Regions from separate parts of the Homo sapiens genome. Here region 2 is linked to region 1. A link is a loop called in an ENCODE intact Hi-C map of the cell type or tissue named here. Cell type or tissue: GM12878. All regions are shown on one strand. Links, peaks and the distances in the headings refer to the core of each region. The heading gives the core; the rest is flanking DNA.

Region 1 (8,210 bases), core at 2,062-6,061:
AGCATTTTTCCTATTGGCTAACTAGAGCTTTGTTCAGTGTATGCTTCTGGAAAAAGAGTAAAATCACACTATATTACTAAATTTAAATCTCTTTTTTTCTTAGAGAACAGTAAATCAAATCTTTTTTCTTCATTTTGTTTTTATTATAGCAAAATGAAGAAAAATTTTCCTTCATAAAATAAAGTTTTTTATTTCTGTTTGCTTAATTTACAACAAGCAGAAAATAAGCTGGGTCTTGCTTTGATCCAAATATTGATGTTTTAAAAGCTGTACACAATATTTGTTAAAGAGAACTATAAAATGCCTTTTTAGAAGCTTCTACAAGAAAAAAAGTAGAAAGTTTAGCCCTACAACTTTCCTCTCCGCTAGAACTGCAAACTACTGCTACAGTTTTAAATACACTTTTTGTTGTTTATACATCCAGGAAAATCTTTAAAAAATAAAAAAACATGCATATAAATGATTGCGTAGCAGAACAGAACATTAACTGCAAACACTAAAGAAATGGAAGAAATACTATCAAATATACAAAGGTCCTACAATCAACCCCTTAAGCACTTAGCATGTAGTATTTAAAAATCATCGTTTTGTTCTCAGTCTAATACTCTCCCAATTGAGCTATCTCAGCTTACTGCCATCGTTTTGTTCTCTACAGACAAAGCCTAGATTACTAAAAACAACTGAAATAAGTAATCCTCTTAAAGGAATTGCTTCTCCATAATTCTTACTTATATCTTTAAGCAAGCAATCTGAGATTTTAAAAGGTGCTAGCTTTTTATGCAATATGAGATTAGACATGTCAAGTCACTTTTGTCCCCAAAACAATCTTTCAGAGGAGTACTAGAAATTATAAATGGTAAAGGGTATTATTTCTTTATTTTTAGTCAGGTACTACACTGGTAGTCAAAAATTCAAAAGATGTGACTCATGCTTAAAACTGACTAATCTTTTTTTCCAAAATCATTTTAAATTTCATGGCACCACAGAATCACCTAGAATGAATGTGTTGTTTTTGAACTTGCCTCACATTAAATAAACTGAGGTGCGAAAAGCAAGCCTCCCACATAAAGAAGCAGGCAAATTTTGATACGAATGTATAGACCAAGTGCTGTAAGCATCAACATTTCAGTTATTTTACACTATACACCCGCCCCCGACACATAGCCTACTTTGAAACAATTCACTCGTTTCTAAGGGCAGTAAGAAAACTAAGCAATGTTATGGTCAACAGTACTTCTTAAATTTTAGAATAACCACATAAGAACATTCTTTTCCCCTTAAAATTGTTTCTGCCATCATTGACCCCCTCAAATTTTAAGGTGAGTCTTTCTGATGTTTTTTTGTTCCAAGTCTATAGAAATCAGAAAAAAAGCAAAGGCTCCATGTTTCAGTCAAAAACTTAATCTCCTTGAAAATACTACATAACTCAGTTGGCATTATTCCCCAAGACGGTGGAGTTAACAAAAGAACTAATCCACATTGCATCATAAACTATTATCAAGGGCCTAGACATCTTGATAAGACATAAAGGTCCACACTGAACCTAAATGTGTCTGAGCAGTCAGTGTTGTACTGTGGCCACAACTTCACTTTTGTAACACTCTATCTTACTCCTTCCTAGGTTAACAGTTCTACCAAATATTAATATGAAAGTTTAGTAAGACAATGTTGCAAATTATGGTTAACCAACATCTTTTCACCAAATACTTCAAGCATAAAAACGAGAATCTTTACAAAAATATACACAGACACAACAAATTGGTAGCTGCCCATAGCACTAAACAAACTGGACTCAAGAGTGGCTTCTCAACAGCATGTCATTTTAATATAACCATTGCCTGGTACAGGGAAAACTAACAAGTGTTTGTTAAACATTGTATTCCTGATAATTTAAGCCAATCTATGAGCGAATGAACGATACGTGCCTAAAAATGATCATGGTTTATACTATCAGTAGCCACTGGATTTAGGACTAGTCCAAGATCTTGATCTAGATTTTGACCTAGGCCTAGACTGTGACCTTGACTGGGATTTGGAACAAGGCGGTTCTTTTTTCCTTGATTCCTTTTTATGTCTTGAGCAAGACTTGTAATATGTTTTGGAATCTGTTTTAGAGGTGCCTCTAGTTTTGGCATGCGATGCAGACCTAGAACACGATTTAGCCTTCATTTCTTTCTTGGGCTGGGACTTGGACCTTGATCTTGAATTGGATTTAGATCTTGAAAAAGACTGATTTCAGTGTTTGACTCTATCATTGCTGGAATGGCTTCTGCTACACCATGGTCTTCCAGTCCATCCACTCTTTCTAGGACTACAAGATCTTCTATAGATGTAAGCAAAAGACCGACTTCTTGATCTTCTTTCATAACTTTGGCTTCTAGAACATCTATATCTGTCATAATCATAGCGTGAAGAACTGTACACACTCCTACCTTCCTTTGCTTTCATCTGATTTGGGGTCTTCCAATCCCCCTGTGCAAACTGTTTCCATTTGACATCCACAAATCCACTTTCTGTCCAAATTATGTAAAGCATCTTCAGCATCACGAACATCTTCCAATTGAACATAAGCAACTCCTCTTGGACAGTGAGTGTAGAAATCAAGTGGAACATACACATCAACTATAGGATCATAATGACCAAATTCATGCCATAAATCTTTGAACCTGCTGTTACTGGCTCCATTCCTGATGAACAGAGGCACCTTGGAGGACGCAGGTAGCTGGACGTGACCGCTGTGTGAGTCTTAGCGCCAGGGGACACTAAGGGGCTCAGCAAACTGTCCAGCCCCCGGAGGCTGATCCTCAGACACGCACAGCCAGAGGGCTCTACTACAGTTAAATTAATTCTTGTATGTAAAAGAGTAGAAATTTACCGGTTTTGTAGTAAATAATAGTGATTCTCAAACTTTAGCTTGTATCCAAATTACTTGGAGGCTTGCAAAACACAAATTACAGCCCCCCACCCAGTACTCTGGGGTGGACTGTGAACATTTGCATTTCTAACCAGGTGATGGCGAGATGATGATGATGATGATGATGATGATGATGATGATGATGATGATGGTGATGCTTGTCCAGGGACCACACTTTGAGAACCACTGGTATCTACTAATAGTTCTTTTAACCCTGGCTGGATATAAAAATCTCTGGCTTTGGTGCCAGCTTTATTTTAAAACTTTCACAAGTCATTCTGATGCACCAGAGTGGAGAATCACTGGTGTGTGCAATTAGCCAAGTTATAAAAGATATAAAATTTGCAATATAGGTCTAGATTTTAAAAGACAAATGAAAAAAAAATAATGCACTGAACTTAAGAGCCAGGACTAGTTTATAACTTTCTGGACTATCCCTATGTGTAAATAATTTAAATTCTGGGTTCTTACCCTATGGGAAAACAATTCAAGTTCTGTGATCTTCTGTAAAACAAGAACATCATAGGATGATCATCAATGTACTTTCAAACCCAAATTTTATGATATATACCTTTTTAGCAGGGGGCATTTCACACTAAGAAGTGATGTAACATAACATTAATTAGCATTACTAATATAAAAACAAGAACATAAATTTGATGGTTTTATTTATACTGTTTTGTTAACTAGATGCTTAAGATGGGATGGGGGGACCTGTTAAATAATGATTGTTGGTTTTAAAAAAATCTTAATTTTTTACAGCAAGTAGTCAATAACAGAGTCCAGTAGGTGGCGATAACAGCCTTTCATACAACTTAAAAACAGTTGCGTACTTACTGGTCAATAATTGTTTTCTCACTTGCCTGTACAAATAGAAAACACAAAACACTTTATAGGCCACCTGGAGCTTTATTTCAGAGTGAATTTTTTGTTTGTTTATTTCATTCTATTTTGGGAATATAACAGAGGTTGCTTTCTGTTTCTGTGATCATGCGTATTTAGAGGTTTGTAAAAATTCTTTTTAAAACTTTTAGTATAGAATTTTTCAAATATGAAGAAAATACAATAATGAATACCCATTCAGCTTCAGCAATGATCAATGTTCTGCTATTATTCCCATTTTACCTGTCCCTTCCATGTACCCAGCCCCCAGCTTGTCGTCATCCCTTCTGCAGAACTTACAAGCAAATCCCACATATCATGTTACTGAACCTATAGAGCTTTAAAAATTGTCAAGCTATAATTACAAGAAGATTTTAGGTGCATTATTTCAGAACCCATTGTTTTTGTGTTTTACTCTAGCCATTGAGTACCGTTAGTTTTTGTTTGTTTTGTTTGGATTATATTTTTCACATAATAACGAGCCAAACACCTTTTCTAGTGCTTTGAGAACTGTAGTTCTCAAAACGAGGCAGCAGCATAATTAGTCACAAAAGGTTGCATGTAAATATCAATATTTTTAAAATAAAAATTGATATCTTCAATTAAATTTTTGTTTTTTACTTTAAAAATGTTACTATTTTTTTGAGACAAGGTTTTGCTGTGTCATCCAGCACCAGCTGGAGTGCAGTGGTGCGATCACGCTCCCTGCAGCCTTGGCCTCCTGGGCTCAAGTGATCCTCTCACCTCAGCCTTCTGAGTAGCTGGGACCACAGGTACATGCCATGGTGCTCACCATGCTTGGCTGTTTTATTTTTTGTAGAGATGGGGGTCTCACTATGTTGCCCAGGCTGGTCTCGAATTCCTAGGCTCAAGCTATCTGCCCGCATCAGCCACCCAAAGTGCTGGAATTACAGGCACAAGCTCCGGGGCTTGGCTGAATTTTTATTTTTGAATAAAAATATACAATTAGAAATGTATTCTTATCAACAATGGAAGGTATATTTGTATATCTTTTTATCCAAGGTATCCAAAAGAACAAAAAGTTTTACTGTATGGTTTTTATCTAAAACAAATGGAAGCATATTACATTTTGGCAAGTAGAGAAATCAACATAATTAAGAATTTAAAGAAAGAACTCAATGACCCAGAATTCCTAAAACAACCACTTAACATTTTGTTATATTTCCTTTTTCTCCTTCCTATGTGGAGGTCTCCCTCTTCCCTGAAATTGCATGTTTATGTCGGACATAGAGTAGAAGGGAGACATCCCGGTTCTGGAGGTTTTCCACATCTCTGACTCTTCAGTCACTTCCCATTGATAAAAAGCCAACCAAAAAAAAAAAAAAACTCGAAGTATTTGCTAAATGAATAAAAGGCCTAACACTTTCTATATCTCATTATATGCTACCTAAAACTTTATTTTTTCCTTTCTTCTTTTTTTTTGGGTGGGGATAGGGTCTTGCTCTGTTGCCTAGGCGGGAGTGTGGTAGTACGATCACAGCTTACTGCAGCTCAAACTCCTGGGCTCTAGCAATCATTCCACCTCAGCCTCCTGAGTAGCTGGGACTACGGGAGCATGCCACCATGATTGGCTAATTAATTTTTTTTGTAGAGGTAGGGTCTCGCTATGTTGTCCAGGCTGGTCTAAAATTCCTGGCTTCAGGTAATCCTCCTGCCTCGGCCTCCCAAAGTACTGGGATTGCAGATGTAAGACACCGTACTTGGCCTGTAAAACTTTTTTTTTTTAATTATACTTTTAGTTTTAGAGTACATGTGCACAACGTGCAGGTTGTTACATATGTATACACGTGCTATGTCGGTGTGCTGCACCCATTAACTCGTCATTTACATTAGGTATATCTCCTAATGCTATCCCTCCCCCCTCCCCCCACCCCACAACAGGCCCCAGTGTGTGATGTTCCCCAACCTGTGTCCAAGTGTTCTCATTGTTCAGTTCCCACCTATGAGTGAGAACATGTGGTGTTTGGTTTTCTGTCCTTGAGATAGTTTGCTGAGAATGATGGTTTCCAACTTCATACATGTCCCTACAAAGGACATGAACTCATCATTTTTTATGGCTGCATAGTATTCCATGGTGTATATGTGCCACATTTTCTTAATCCAGTCTACCACTGATGGACATTTGGGTTGGTTCCAAGTCTTTGCTATTGTGAATAGTGCCGCAATAAATATATGTGTGCATGTGTCTTTATAGCAGCATGATTTATAATCCTTTGGGTATATACCCAGTAATGGGATGGCTGGGTCAAATGGTATTTCTAGTTCTAGATCCTTGAGGAATCGCCACACTGTCTTCCACAATGGTTGAAGTAGTTTACAGTCCCACCGACAGTGTAAAAGTGTTCCTATTTTCTCCAGCACCTGTTGTTTCCTGACTTTTTAATGATTGTCATTCTAACTGGTGTGAGATGGTATCTTGTTGTGGTTTTGATTTGCATTTCTCTGATGGGTTGGCTTGTAAAACTTTATAATACTGCTTTCAAAGTTGGTTATTGCTTTAATGAAAATTATTTTATTCAAAATTTTAATTTAAAGACAAAAACCTGGTGTTTCCCAAAGGGCAATCAATATATGTATTCAGAAAACTCTGAGGAGTTGTACCATTCGTGGTACAAGGAATTAATTTAGATTATAAGTAAATCACATTTTAAATTAATAATTAAGTATATCTTTAATGCATTGTAGGATAAGATAACTAACATAAAGGCCATGATTTCATGAAATTGTTTCCTAAGATGACATTACAATAGGTAATTACATTTATTTTTAAAACCCATTGAAAATATTAAGTACGTTTATAAATTATATAAATTGCCAAACTATTTTCCAAAGTGGCTATGCCATTTACATTCCCTCCAGCAATGCATGAGTGTTCCAGATTCTCCACATCCTTGTTGACGCTTGGAACTGTCTGTTCTTTCAGCTATTTTAGTGGGTGTGTAGTAGTCATATATGTTTTAAATGAGAAAATGAGTTATTTTGCTGAGAAAGCATATGGGGAAAAATGATAGTAGTTTTCAAACATGTGCCATTTAAAGGATAGAATATATGTACACTATGAAGCTCTGGAAGTAGAGCTAGGCAGGACTAACATAGACTTTATAAAGAAGCAAATTCTGGCACAAAGTAAGGCAAAACTTAAATGCTATGGACTCTCTTGCATAATAGTGACCTTTTTATTGAGTGTATTTATATCCAGCTGTATCAGTGTTCGTCAACTACAGTCAACAGAAATTGACTGACTTAATGAGAGTCATGTATTTTAAGGATATAGAGTGGGTCACAGAATCAAAGGAAAAGCCACACAACTGTAACTTGAAAAGGACAGGAAGCAGCAGGGCAGCGTAAGAGATCTATGTCACAGAAACCAATGAACAGCCTCCTCAGAGAGCTACTGTCAAGGTGAATTATTTCTGTTTTCTGACCTTGTGTCACTCAAGATTTAAATTCTAAGGGGAGAGAATCTGCTTGGCCTAGTTTGGTTTACATGCCCACTTCTTGGTCAGAAGAAGGCAGAATTGATAATCTCACCAAAGTGCATGTGGTAGGGTAGAAGAAATTCCCCAAAGAAATATTGAAGTGACTTTACCAAAAAAAGGGGCTACTGGGTGTTGGGCAGGCAAAACCAACAGATGCCACTATACTAGGTCACTACCTTTGATGACTATTTGGGAGGAATTAGTAGCAGTGATAGGAGGAGGCAACAAAACTTAGACCCATTAATTACTTGAATTTTTATTAAATGTCTTCTCCTACAGTTCTATGAAATCACTAACTACATTGTATTGAATTCATAATACTAACTTCATCACCCTCCAAGTGTTTTTACATACATAGCAAATATTCTTTGGATGCAAAAAAAATTACTAATTGGTTTTTTAGAGGGGAGAGATGCCAATTTCATTTTATTAAACATAAATACAAACATATGTAATTACACATGAACAGATTTCTATGGTAAAAATATTCAATTGATTGCAGTACACTGAGCTCCATAGAGAGAGTGCTGGGGCAAGTGAGAGCCAGATGGGCACTGGGCAACTCTGTGCCTTGTTGAAGAAAGATAACTAAACATGGGTAAAGTAGATCCTAAGAAACCAAGAGGCAAAATGTCATCATATGTGTTCTTTGTGCCATCTTGTCAGGAGGAGCACAAGAAGGAGCACCCAGATGCCTCAGTCAGCTCCTCAGAGTTTTCTGAGAAGTGCTGAGAGGTGAAAGACTACTTCTGCTAAAGCAAAAGGAAAATTGGAAGACATGACAAAGGTAGGTAAAGCCCATTATGAAAGAGAAATGAAAACTTATATCCCTCCTAAAGGGGAGACAAAAAAGAAGTTCAAGGATCCCAATACACTCAAGAGGCCTTCTTCAGCCTTTTTTCTTGTTCTGTTCT
Region 2 (8,210 bases), core at 2,196-6,195, 960 kb after region 1:
CACAACATTTTACTGATGTATTAACTGAGGCACATTAGTGACTTTCCAAGTATCATATGCACAAAAGGCATTTTGGGAATAAGCTTCATCATCAATTAACATTTTTTCTGATATTCAGTAATTTTACTGTTCTGAAAATACACCAGTATTTAAAACAGCTCATGTCAACTCATGAAGAAACTTGGGTAATATTTTATACTCCAATAAACAATGTAAGTTTTTATGAATGTCTACTTTAAGGGATTTAACTAATGCATATGAAAGACCAAAGAATAAGAGGGCTACAATGTATGATAGGGCAGTGAGTTCTATTTTTTAAGTATATACAATAAAAAGAAAGTTTAATGCTTCAGGCCCAAATATTAAGTGTTTATCAAGATTCTGAGTTATCAATGCAATGCTAACACATGCAGAAACCGAGGACCAGAGCACAGGTGAATAAGATTATTATCAAATGGGGCATCTGCATGACTTTGTTCTAAGGCTTAAGGTTCATTTCAGGGTCAAGACAGGGCCATCTAGATTCTATGGCCTTGCAAGTAGCACCCACAATGCTGGGAACCCCCACCACTGGGATATTCAGGACTACAAATTCAGAGAGTTGAAAGCTCTGGAATTTTGGGATCAAAAACCTGTAATCCACTCACAAGAATTCAGTTATTATATGGAATTAAATAATATCTGGAATTAAAATGTTTAGGTGGCTAATGACTATATTATTTGACCACATAATTTGTTGTCTAATCTTGTACTTAGTTTCTAATGTGATTCTTATCTGATAGAAAATGAGAAGTTCTTTTCCTCTTCTCAACCCTTCTCTCAACTTACTGCAGAAGTTTAAAGCTTTTGTTCTGGAAAACTAAAATATCTAATGTTCTTAGGGAGAGAAGAACCTATAGCTAAAGGATATAATATCTGAAGTGCCAGTTTCTCACAAATCATTTTAGTGATTATTTAAATCTAGTGATTTTAGTGATTATTTAAAATCACTATCCTAGCTTGCATTAAGCATAGGCTGAAACAACACTTGCCTTGATTAGGCACTTAAACTTGACAATTAACTGAAAATAATTAAGCACATAAGATGACTCCATTTTCTAATGGACATGAGCCCTTCCTAAGGAAATTAAGCTGGTGCTAAGTAAAATGAATCCTATTTCAACACTAGTTTCCCATTCATCGTTGTTATTCAGATGTTTCTTATGATTGCCAACTAATTTTCACTTTCTGTACAAGCAGCAAATTAGTAGTTTTAAGGATTTTGTAAAGCAGTTATTACTACAGATCCTTAAGTATACTTTTTTTCCCATTTTTATAAAGCATTACTCATATTAAAAAGGAAAAAGGGAAAACTAATGGGAATCTTAGAAATAGTGGGGTATACAATTCCCCATTATATATTGCTTAACAACTGAATTCACCAGGTGGCCATACCTAATTCACAAATGTGAAACATAGTCAGGACAAGGCTTGCTATGTCTGTACTGCATGACATACACTGTTGACTGATGCCACCAATATAACATCACTACTGCAAGGATATGCCATATTTGGTGGCTTGATCCGAGGTAGTTTAGTTGTCCTGGAAAGAAGGTAGAAAGAAAATGATAATGATTTCAATATGTTGACATTAAAGGAAAAATATATTTCTTGGAAGTATAGCTTAGCAGAAAAATTTTCATAGTCTCAGAGTGCCTAGAGACTAACTGGAAGCTCCAAACGTTTTTAGAAATGGATCAATTCATATTTGGGTCTAATTTTAAGGTTTTATTTATTAAGTACACAGGTAAACTTTAGAAATGCTATTCCAAGTGTGTTTTCAAAATCTAACTTAATTTCAGGAATTTGACCTTATGCCTCCCACATCTCAACTCACATTTGATGGAATGAACAACAACAAAAAATTATTGAGAGAGGCAAAAGAAACCAGATGTTAAAAATCATGGTGTGATTTAGGTATAAATCCGCGAGAAGGAGATATACTGCTGGGTTTAGATATAAACCTATTAGAAGCACTTTTTATTTCAAGCAGGTGTGCAAAGAAAAAGTGCTGACCTGAATTCTGTGCTCTCTAACTAATGGAATAATCTGCAGGATGTAATTAGTAATGGATTAATTAACTAAGGTTGTTTAGTTCATATACAACTTAAGAGAACAATTTAATCTCTTTGTGGTCAAATGTTAAATTCTGAGAAGATTAAACAATTAACATACGGAAAACTTCTTGATCTCTCTCAGTAAATAAAATACAGAGCTATAATAATTTCAATGTAAATAACATACTCATGGTGCTTCTATGGTCATATAATGTAAATATTCTCTAACCTCTCTTTTTTCTTACCAATCAGTACAGTACATAGATTTTAAAGTGTATATCAATAAGATTCTTAGCCTTTTTTGTACCATGGACGCCTCTGGCAGTCTAGTGAAGCCTACAGACCCATTTTTTTAAAAAACAAAACACAGAGGATTACAACAAATATTGATTATCTAATACAACTATCAGAGATCCACTCAATTCTATCCATGGACACCTTGGGGACCCTTGGACCCATCAAATGCCACTGTGTTGTGTATACATTTTTAAACATTCAACCTGAGCTGAATGAAAGCTTTTAGTTTAAAATTTATTTTATTTCCCAGTGGCCAGGTCATACATGAGGACTTGCCAGAGATAGTTTCTAAGGCATTTATATATGAACATTTGAGACTATCACTTTTCACTGGAAAGACTTAATTTTTTAGTTTCCATATCTCCACTGCTCTCATGTACCCAAACTCAATATGCTCTGCTACATAGGGCACATTTTATGTCAAGTGTGTCTTGGGGAAGGTTAAGTTACAATAAGTTTGATTGTTTATATATGTCCTATATTAAACAATTGGTAACTCCTGATCTGAATATTTTAAGGCCTAAAACCCACTATGGTCATAATCACATAGAGAATTTTCATGGTTTAGTGTTCTACTTGTCTTGCTATAAAGAAAATACAGAATTTTAAAAAGAATTATTAATAAAGTGATACAAAAATATATTTTACCAGAATTGTTTTCTGTAATTCTGGCCCTGCCTGGAAGATGGGTGGTCTTCAATTCAGTGGCATGTCCTAGATCTGTTCCCAAATCCTCATGTTTACAACGCAGGTTTTCCCTTGTATTTCCATTCTTATTTAAAGCTCAGTGGTGAAAAACCAAGTACACAAAGGAATGCCTGAGGATCTGTGGGATGGATTGTTTAGGCCAGGGTTTCTCACCCTTTCTTCTTTCCCAACACACGTGACGAGTGGTACAATCCCTTCTCTGATTCACCGTGGAAGTGATTCTTAACCCAGGAAGAAGAGGGGATAAATTTGCAGTTTAGATTTAAACTGCTCCCTGACTCATAGCTCTCCAAACTGAAAAAAAACATCAGTTTTATGTACTCTAAATGTTATTTCTGACCCATGCCAAAACTTACCTGGATTTGCATCACTTTGTCTCTTACTAAACCACATATTTCACTTATAAGACCAGGGCTGGGGGACATAGTAATAATTGCTGTCATTTATTCAGTCCCTACTAATTGCTAGAAACTTGGTTACATGATATGTGCATTTTCTCATCTAACCCTCATTAAACTGTGTTACATGCATTTTCTCATCTAATCCTTACCCTAACCCTGGGGGGAAAAAAAAGTATTTCCATGTTTTAGATAGGAAAACTGGAGCTGAGAGCACTTAAGTAACTTACTTAGCCCACGTAACTAGAAAGTGGTTGATGTGGGTCTTGAACCCAAGCAGTCTGACTCCAGAGCTAAAGTTCTCAAACAAGCAAATACAGGTTTTGGAGACTGTTGTTCACTCCACCCAGTGTCCTCTTAGTTATTTTCCATCTGAAAATATTTTCTTTGGAATGAAGAACAAAAAAATCTATTGGCTTGTGTATCTTGGAAACACAAAGACTCTTAACTTTCACTATTTTCTTCCTAGTGCTGGGTGCCAGGAAGCCTAAAGCCAGCTTTGTCACCATTATCTATTTTATAGACCCTTTTGATGTACATATTGTGAAGTGATCCTACATCTCACTTCTTTTCACTTTTTCTGGAAACATAAAGACTCTTAACTTTCACTATTTTCTTCCTAGTGCTGGGTGCCAGGAAGCCTAAAGCCAGCTTTGTCACCTTTATCTTTTTTATAGACCCCTTCGATGTACATATTGTGAAGTGATCCTACACCTCACTTCTTTTCACTATCTTTTTTTTTTATTATTATACTTTAAGTTCTAGGGTACATGTACACAACGTGCAGGTTTGTTACATATGTATACAAGTGACATGTTGGTGTGCTGCACCCATTAACTCGTCATTTACATTTTCTTACTGTCCTTTGCTTATTTCTTGCTTTATATATCTCTGCATATATAAATTACTTTTAAAGAACCAGCTGGCATATAGAGAAGTAAATGGTAGTTGACGGTGTTCTACTTTTTAAAAGAAATAGTGCTTGGGAGTCAGAAGACTCAAAGTCTAATGTCAGCTTTGTCACTAGTTCATAACCATAAAACAGTGACAACACCACCTACTGGACTCAACTCACATGATCAGGATGAAAGGAAAAGTGAAAGCCCTTTGAAAGTTTTAGGTAACATTTGGAAAGAGAGGAATCATTTCCATAATCAATAATATTAAAAAATGAAACTAAGTTTTGATGCTCTGATGCATATACCTTGGGCATATATTTAGACTAACAATACAAAACTGCTATAAAAGAGATACCTACCTGGAAAGTACCGCTCTGGGACTTTGGAAATGTAGAATAGGAAAGCAAGAAGAGCAATCATATACATCACAATTACACGGGGTGCAAAGTCCTGAAAAGCAGAACATGTTTTTTTACAGATCTTCCTACTGTTACTGAACTCTAAATTTATTATGAATCTAATAGTGGGATTTAAGATTGTTAAATCTGAACTGTTTTGCAGACTGTCTCCAATAATAGAAACCTTGTCCTCACATGCAGGAAGCAGCCTGCAAGAATGGAGCACAGAGAATGCTCTAACGGTCAGGCTCCTAAAGGGGCTAGAGCTTTAACATGCTGAAGTTCCTAAGGGCATCCAACTCCATCTACAATGTAGGTATATGTGTAGAATGCATATGGAAATGGAGTTGGCAGGTAAATAAGCAAAGACACTGAAGACCAGGAACTTATGGCTGGAAAAGACCTAAGGGGTCTCCCCAGACAGAAATCTGTTCCAATATCCCAGATAAATGGTCCTCTTGAATACTACTATATGAAGCACTTTGTCTCACTGCTGACACAGTATTGAGAAGACTTTCCTGGCCCTGAGAAAATCCAGCAAGCTATCCTTATACATATTGTTCCTAATACTGGTTATAAACCTAATTTAGCAAGAACTCATTTAAGAAATAAGGACAGGCTTGGTGCATGGCTCATGCCTGTAATCCTACCACTTTGGGAGGCTTTGGCAGAAGGATCGCTTGATGACAGGAGTTCAAAACTAGCCTGAGCAACACAGTAAGACCCCTCTCTCTACAATTATTATTATTTTTTAATTAGCTGAAGACAGGAGTTCAAAACTAGCCTGGGTAACATAGTAAGACACCTCTCTCTACAGTTGTTTTTTTTTTTTTTAATTAGCTGGGCATGGTGGTGCACACCTATAGTCCTAACTACTTAGGAGGCTGAGGTGGGACGACTGCTTGAGCCGAGGAGTTTGAAGGCAATAGAGAGAGACTCTGTTTCAAAGAAATAAAATGTAAAGACAAATTTCTCCTTCCTCTTCAAATATGAGAATCATCATAGCCCTCCCTAACTCCTATATTTTTTAGATTAATCAAACTCAGATTTCTCAAACATTCTAGAACACAACTTGATCTTGCCTCCCAAGATTAACCCTTCCAGAACTTTTTAACTTTGTTAAAGTGCCTGTCTTTCCATCTTTTTAAAATAGAGCTTATCAAAGAATTTCTGTGAAAGTTTCCCTTTGCTTCCTCACCGGAATGATCTGTGATCACATTAGGATTCCATCTTTGAAAACTACTATCTAAGCCATCTTTCCATTTTAAGATTTCTGAATACAAAAAAAAAATCCCTTTTTCTTAATTTCTCTAAAATTCACTGACTTAATGGGTCTTATTCTTTTTGTCATTATAAGCTCAAAAGGAATGTGTTTATCAAATCTAGAAATTTTGGTCACTTCTGTATCAACAACCAATTATTCCAGCTGGAATTTATCTACAGTGGCAGTTCCCCATTTCATTTTCTTATTATAAAGGAATCAAAATTGTCAGAAAGATGTTTTCACAGATAGGAGGATTCCTGATGTCCCTCATCATTACTGTCTCACCTTTCTCCCAATATCCTAATTTATGAAGACATCATCACCCTTGTCCTCACATTGGCCAAGTAGCCAGATTATATCACTCAATTCACTCTGTCACAGAACTTCCTTTCTTTTCAGCTGTACACCCAACTGTTTTCTACTATGCTGCTGCCAACTTCATGCAAATAAATGTAGGCCCACTAATGGTCCCTCCTCTTCTAATAAAATCTGATTCTTTTGAATGAAACCCCCCTTTAAAGTCACACATTCTAGACAAAGGTACCATTGCAATGAGTATATGTGATTTCTGTCAGATTTCTTGGCCTATTTACTTGTATTAAAAATTCTCAAGTTTACTCTCTAGTGCATATGTACAGCATTTTTGTAATGATCTCTAAAAATGTAAGTCTTATTTCTAATCCTTTTCTCAAGAATCCTGAGTTCTCACTGAGACTCTTCCTAATGCACATCAACTGTTCCCCCATAATACCTGATTCTAACAAATAGCTCTTCTTTTATTTCTCAATATATTCTCCTTGGTGGATTGAACATGCTTCCCTGGCTCCAGCTACCAATACAATGATGATTTCCAAATCTTTATTGCCAGTCTCAAACTCTGGCTGAAATCCCAGATCCTATCTCTACCTTTACATCCAATGGGTACCCCACACTCATCGGGTCCAACAAAAAAAATCCTTCCCAACCTCCCTTCACCCCCTAAAAGATCAACTGCTCCTATTTCTATACTTGCGTTATCATTGGCATTATCACTGATCCCGCAGACAAAGCTAGAAACTTTGGAGTCCTCCTCCACAAATAAGGACTTGGGTATTTATATACTAAGGGTAATAGAGAATAATAATGTATTTTTTTTTACAGAAAGACAACTCAGAGAAAATCAGTATTCAGATTTTACCTCGACTTCTGCAAGGTATGCTTATTTATATGGCTGTGAAAATTACGGCATCAACATGCAATTACAAATATGTTCTCAAATGACAAACATCTACCCACTTGGCCTGATTATACTACTTTACCCAAAAGGAATAAAATTGAAAGGAAAAAAAAAAAGAGAAAAATATTAACTACACTCAACCTACCTGTACAATAGGAGCACCAATTCCTCCATTGAGCCAAACCCAGTGAAGAGTAGGAATCACTCCATATCCCGAAACAGAACAAAAGATGATAGAACGGAGCCTTTGCCATTGCTGCGTGAGGTAATTGGGATGAATCTGCGCAAAGAACACTGCCAGGATCATAGCAAGCACTGTGATCAAGTACACCTGACGCCAGTACTAGAATGAAAGGAAATCACATTTTAATTCTGTTATTAACAATAAAGGAACTGAAAAAGTAATTTTGGCTTTTACACTACAAATTCCAAAGTCTATTTACTTGGTATTTGCATTTCAAAATAGGATTATCTCCCTTCATTAAAAAATATGTTCCATACAACTTTTAGGTTTGTCAGAATGACAAACCAAATTCTAAAGTGAGCTGGTAAAATACTACATTTATTCATACAAAAGCATTTTCTGATTACCTATTATCTGCCAGGCACAGTTCAAGTCCTATAAAAGCAAAGATGACTATGACATGGACTCTCCCAGCAGTCAGCTCACAGACTATGGGAGGGGCAGAATGTGAACAAAAGATTATAATCTTATGGTAGATACCGTAATTGAGGAACAGAACATTGTAGAACCACAGAAGAGGGAACAATTAACTTTACTTGGGGTAGCTAAAAAATGCTTCACAGAGATGACATCTAAGATTTTGTGGGAAGACAGAGCTCTCAAGGAAAGAGAACAGCAAATGCAGCAGGAAGTTTTGAGAAAAAAGGCTAAAAAGGCATACTGTTAGGCTAAATGTTTTGAACTTTACCA

What was found. A loop is a pair of places that touch in the nucleus more often than their neighbours do. Peaks named below come from ENCODE experiments on the same cell type or tissue, not always from the same donor. Only the 100,000 strongest peaks of a DNase experiment are listed, where the experiment ranks them.
Region 2: it touches region 1 in a loop (2.3-fold over the local background); 4 of 110 quality-filtered maps call a loop at or near these places.

What each region holds. Positions count from the first base shown.
Region 1 is chr4:77,956,050-77,964,259 of GRCh38, forward strand. It overlaps the pseudogene LOC100128297 and the pseudogene HMGB1P44. Among named protein-coding and RNA genes, the nearest start is that of FRAS1, 97 kb to the right of the region's middle. In GM12878, for the core only: a CTCF peak has its summit at 3,720 (motif pointing right); a DNase peak (open chromatin) is centred at 3,742.
Region 2 is chr4:78,919,100-78,927,309 of GRCh38, forward strand. PAQR3 (progestin and adipoQ receptor family member 3) reads right to left here. Exons shown (of 6, transcript NM_001040202.2): 4 at 7,422-7,619; 5 at 4,758-4,848; 6 at 1-1,582. The coding sequence ends at 1,440. Among named protein-coding and RNA genes, the nearest start is that of PAQR3, 16 kb to the right of the region's middle. In GM12878, for the core only: a CTCF peak has its summit at 4,541 (motif pointing left); no DNase peak of the experiment used is centred there.